Linked DNA regions of Homo sapiens: region 1 is linked to region 2. The links are chromatin loops, found by intact Hi-C in ENCODE. Cell type or tissue: dorsolateral prefrontal cortex. All regions are shown on one strand.

The links. Peaks named below come from ENCODE experiments on the same cell type or tissue, not always from the same donor. Only the 100,000 strongest peaks of a DNase experiment are listed, where the experiment ranks them.
Region 1: it touches region 2 in a loop (2.0-fold over the local background); 1 of 110 quality-filtered maps calls a loop at or near these places.

What each region holds. Positions count from the first base shown.
Region 1 is chr1:18,240,857-18,243,356 of GRCh38, reverse strand. All of the region lies in intron 2 of IGSF21 (immunoglobin superfamily member 21), which reads right to left. Among named protein-coding and RNA genes, the nearest start is that of IGSF21-AS1, 66 kb to the right of the region's middle. In dorsolateral prefrontal cortex, no CTCF peak of the experiment used is centred here; a DNase peak (open chromatin) is centred at 1,242.
Region 2 is chr1:17,983,407-17,985,906 of GRCh38, reverse strand. No RefSeq gene overlaps it. Among named protein-coding and RNA genes, the nearest start is that of LINC01654, 81 kb to the left of the region's middle. In dorsolateral prefrontal cortex, a CTCF peak has its summit at 1,208 (motif pointing left); a DNase peak (open chromatin) is centred at 1,204; H3K27me3 peaks cover 609 bases.

The DNA.
Region 1 (2,500 bases), 260 kb before region 2:
TGTGATAGGAGAGACGCCCTAGATTTTTCGCTTCGGAAACTGGTGGATGGTGATGCCGTTCGCTGAGGTGGAGAAGACTAAGGGAGGGGTAGGTTTAGGGAAGAAATGCAGAGCTTTGCTTTGGCCATGTTAAGTCTGAGATGCTTATCAGACATCTCTAGGGAGGGGTCCAGAGCTTCCTAAAATCGAATGATGATGCTTTTGTGTTTAAAATTTCTTGACTGTTCCCCTTGGATATAGCTCAAGCTCCATTGCAGGGCACCCCAGACTTGGCATAGGTCCCTGATTGCCCTCAGCCTCCTCCTCCTGCCTCCCCTCTTCCTGACCCTTCACTGAGCGCCTGATGGGAGTCAGATGGGCCACCCCCAGGCCTTTGCACCTGCTCTCACCTCTACTTGCCATGCCCACTGTCCCTTCCTCACTCTTGAATAGCTCCAGACAAGGGTGCGGGTCACATGACACCTGTCCCCCCCAGCAGAGTGTGAGCCAGGGATGGCATCTCTAGGCTGCAGCCAAGGCCCTGCCAAGGTTTTCTGCAGGTGTTAGTTCTCTACCTGGAGGGATGAAGGGATGAACGAATAAACTGGAGACTTCCCTAAATTAGAGCCTGCGATTTCAGACAGGCTTCACTTCTCTGTCTCCAAAGAACAGGCTTTGCATGACTTGATATTCATAGAGTAAAGAGGGTTGAAGGGGAACGTTGAAAGCACGTAAGGAAATAAACAGCCTTCTTACACCCTCAATTATTTTAGAAGCACCTGCTCCCATATAATTAATGTGCCAATTGAAATGACTATTATAGCCATTACAGCAGGTCCCCCAAGAACCACTACTTGACAATACTTGTTTAGACTCATTTGAGTTACTCTACCACTTTGCAAAATAATAAAATAATAATAATACAACTTCCTTTCTTGAAGAATGGTATCCAATTCAGAAGCCATCCCTCTCATTAATGGGATTCCTGAGGTCTGTGTGCCATGACTGGAAGCAGCCTCAGCCGTGGACGGTTTTGCTAGACATTTTCCACCATTCACCAAAAGAGAGTCCAGCTTGGGAGGGGCATGCAGGGAGGCAGCGTGGGGGAGAAGGGGCCCTTCCTTACACCTGTCTGCTCTGCCGTGCTGAGAGTAGGTGAACCATGCTGCCTGTGTCATCTCAGAGTAGGTGAACCGTGCTGCCTGTGTCATCTCTGCAGGGTGGAAGCTGTTTTCCCTCAAGTCCTCATTTGACGTTGACAGCCTCTGTGTGGATCTGTGCCGCAGCACTACTGCAGACAGATGGCTCCGGCAGGGTGATGATGAGGACAGCCTGAAGCAGCCATGTCCAGAAGCTCCTCTGCCCCCAGGCCATCTCCATCTCTCCCCCACGGAGGAGGCCACAGAGCTTCCCAAAGGGGGATCCAGACCACTCCATCAGCTTAGAGTGAGAAGGCTGGGCTGCTCTAAGGGGACTCAGACAAACCCCTTCCGCCTTACCATATGCAAGACTTGGGGTCAGTTAGTTAACTTCTCTGAGCCTCAATGTCCCCAACCCTAAAATGGACAACTGTACCGGCATCTTGTGATTCCTGTATGGATTCAGTGAGGTGATCTTTGTAACATACCTAGCGCAGCACCTGACCTGAACGCACCGCTACAGCAGTGGCATTCATGATGATATGAGGGAGATGGGAGGAAGGCTTGTCTTACCTGCCACAGGCTCCCCAAGCCAGAGGGATTCAGCGCATTCGAGGGTCCAGTCCTCATACTGCCCATCGCTCAGGGGGAAATCCCTCCAACCCCTAACAGGGTATTTATGGCCTTCAATGGGACCTAACAGAAAGAGCTGAACTTTGTAGTCAGAGAGTTGGGTTTTGAAGTTTGACTCAACCACTATCTAGCAGCAGGACTTTGAGCAAGTTGCTTAACCTCACCTAACCTCAGTCTCCCTGACTCTAGTCCTTCTACCTCCTTCTCTCAAGGCTCTCTGAGGTCTCTGATATCCCCAGAATCTTCACTTATGGGTGCATACTGGGAGAGGAGCCTCGAGGGGCAGGCAGGGGCCAGACAATGCAAAGTCCTGTATGGCAACACCAGGGATATTTGTCTGTATCCTAAGAACCATGGAAAGGCATCACTGATGTGTTTAAAGCAGTGTGGCATGGACAGAGATGCTTTGTATAAGGCCATAAGTTGTGGAGTGGACTTCTGAACCCTATAAAATTCGTTCACATCCTCCCCCTCCTCTCAACTCCCAGGTGTCCCCTGGCCTCACCTTTGAATGTTCACTCAAGGGTGGGGCACTTTCTCTGGACATTTACAGCCACACATGTCTGCTTCTCAGAACAGTCACATAACCCTACTCCTGGGGAATCTGGAACTTTCTGATGCCTGATTTCCACAGAAGCCCCATACTCAACCCCAACTAGCCAGGTTGGCTGGACACTCTGCTTCTTACCCCTTGTCATGATATCATGGCTGCGCAGCTGAGCTTGAGGCAGCACAGAATTCCAGAGCTG
Region 2 (2,500 bases):
GGAAGTTAGCAGTTTTTGGACTACAGCCCAGGTCTCCTGCCTTGTAATCTGGAATAATCAGTTCTGTTGTATCATTATTTGAGTTCCCACCCAACCCTCTGTGCCAGCCAGACCTTTACAGCAATAATGATGCAAACAAATAGCACAAAATCTTGGTGGCTTACAACCGTGAGCATTTATTCTCATGCTCATGGGGCTGCAGGCTGGCTGTGGCTTGGCTGATCTAGGCTGGACCTGGCTGGGCTGCTCCACTATAGGCTGTAGATTGGGTTCAAGTCTGATCCCTGTGTGTTAATTCTTGAGCCTAGTCTGGTGAAACAGTGGTCACCCTGGGTATCTTCTTCTCCTGTTAGGTCACAAGAGCACAAGAAATCAAGCCAACCGACACATGCCTATTTAAGGCCTCTGCTTGGGTTATGTTCACTGACTTTCCATTTTCCAGAGCAAGCCACATGGCTAAGCTCCCCATCAGTGGAAAGGAGTGATAGGCATCACGGTGGGAGGAGAAGGGAAGCATGTCTGCTGATCGGTAATCTCAATGCCCCTGCTCCCTCCAGGCAAGACCCACATCCAAACACCTGAGGCTTAGGGAAATAAAACTGCAGGCTGGAGAGGAGGGGCCAGCTCCAACAGGCATGGCCAGGGCTGTGGATCCCAAAGGAAAAGAGAGAGGGAAGGGGTGAGAACAGAAACTGACTGGAGGAGCCTTGGAAGCATTTCCTTTTTCATAGGGAGAGGGTCATAAAGACAAAGGAACTGGAAGTGGTACTCAGTTCCCAAGGCCTGGACTCCACAGGTCCCGTCCCCAGGGGCTGGCTGTTCCCTTTCTCTGCCACAGGTCCAGCCTGAGACCACAGAGACTCATTCCACCAGCATCTATTATCAATATCTAATTAAATCTAATTGGGGGGACGGGAAGGGAGAGAGAAAGAACATGCAGTCAACATAACGAATAGGGTCTAGCTATGATTAATCATCCCATGACCACAAGCTGGGCGTGACTCCCAGGCCAGGAGCTAAAACCCAAGGAATCGTTCCTTTGCCGGAATTAACCCGTATGGGTCTTGGGAATCATTGGAGCAGACTCTGCATCATCACTGTGTGGTGTGATGCAAGGGTCATAGACCTCCCTTTCCCTTAAATGTCACAGCACCCAACTCTGCTGAAAGGCCACCGTCACTGGAGCATTCCCTTGGGTTCGGCGTCGCCCTCTGTAGGTAGATTGTGGAATTGCAACATCACATATCACTCTATCCTTCCTTTTGAAGAACTCCTTGTAATTTGCAGTGTTTTCATATCTACTATCCCAGATTCCTCACTAGTCAAACTTGTCAGGTATATATTGCATGCATATTATGTACCAGACACTTTGATGAGCATTGAGATACCACAGTGAACCCAAAAGACCCAGACCCTGCCTACCCCCTGAGAGCCCACTGTCTTCTGGAGAATACAGACATTTAAAAAGCCAATGATTATAGTCTGCGATCAATGCTATGCCAGGGTGCACAGCTCTCACAGGAACACAAAGACAGAACATCGGTCGTTAGAGAGGGCTTCCTGGAGGAGGTGACATCTAATGAGACCTCAGTAATGACTGGGTGTCAGCCAGATGAAGTAATTGGAGGAAGGGTCAGAAGAGGAGAGGGAGTCCATAGTGTGTGGCAGGCAGAGAATATGATTGCAGAGTCATCAAGACCTCATATTTCAAGTGCCCAGCCCAGATGCAGCACACAGTAGGAACTGAGGTGTCAGCTGTCTTTGCCCTTATGTTTATACCTATCAATCAAACTCCCAGCTGCCCTTTGAGTTGGATGGGGCCAGGACTTGCACCCTCATTCATCCATGTGGGGAAATGACACATCAGAGGAAGTGGGACCTGCCCATAGCCACAGAGTGAGCTAGTGGGGGTCTGGCCTTACCCAGGGAGGCTGTGCCCAGTGCAGTCAGGAATACTGATCACAGGGGTCAGAGGGCTTGGGTAATCATGATGGCTCTTCCATTAAACACCTGCTTCTCCTCAACTGGCTGCTTCCTGTCTCTGGCCTTGGAGTCTCCAATTGGAACATGGATGGAAGCAGAACTGAAGGAGCAGGGTCCCTTCCAGCCCTGACGTTCTGAGATGCTAAGACGCCTTGTGAACAAGGATGATTCTGAGGCTGCTGTGAAAAACCGAGCCTGACCCTGACACTCTCCCACCCACCCTGGTTGGGTGGTGGGGATTTCCTCCACCTCTCTCCACTTCCTCTGATGCAGCAGGAAAGAGGGGCAGGTCAAGGTCTCTGGGAGGCAAAGTCACGCCATCTTGGCCAGGTCATCAGCCTGGCATATTGGAAATAAACTACTGTTCAACAAACCATAGTGCCCATTCTAGCACTGCCCACTATTACTGGGTGGCCCAATACAATCTCCTAACCTTTCCAAGCCTCAGTTTCCCCATTTTATATGCAGAAAGTCATTGCCACTTTTCTCCCTCCCAAGGTTCTTTTGAAGATTGACA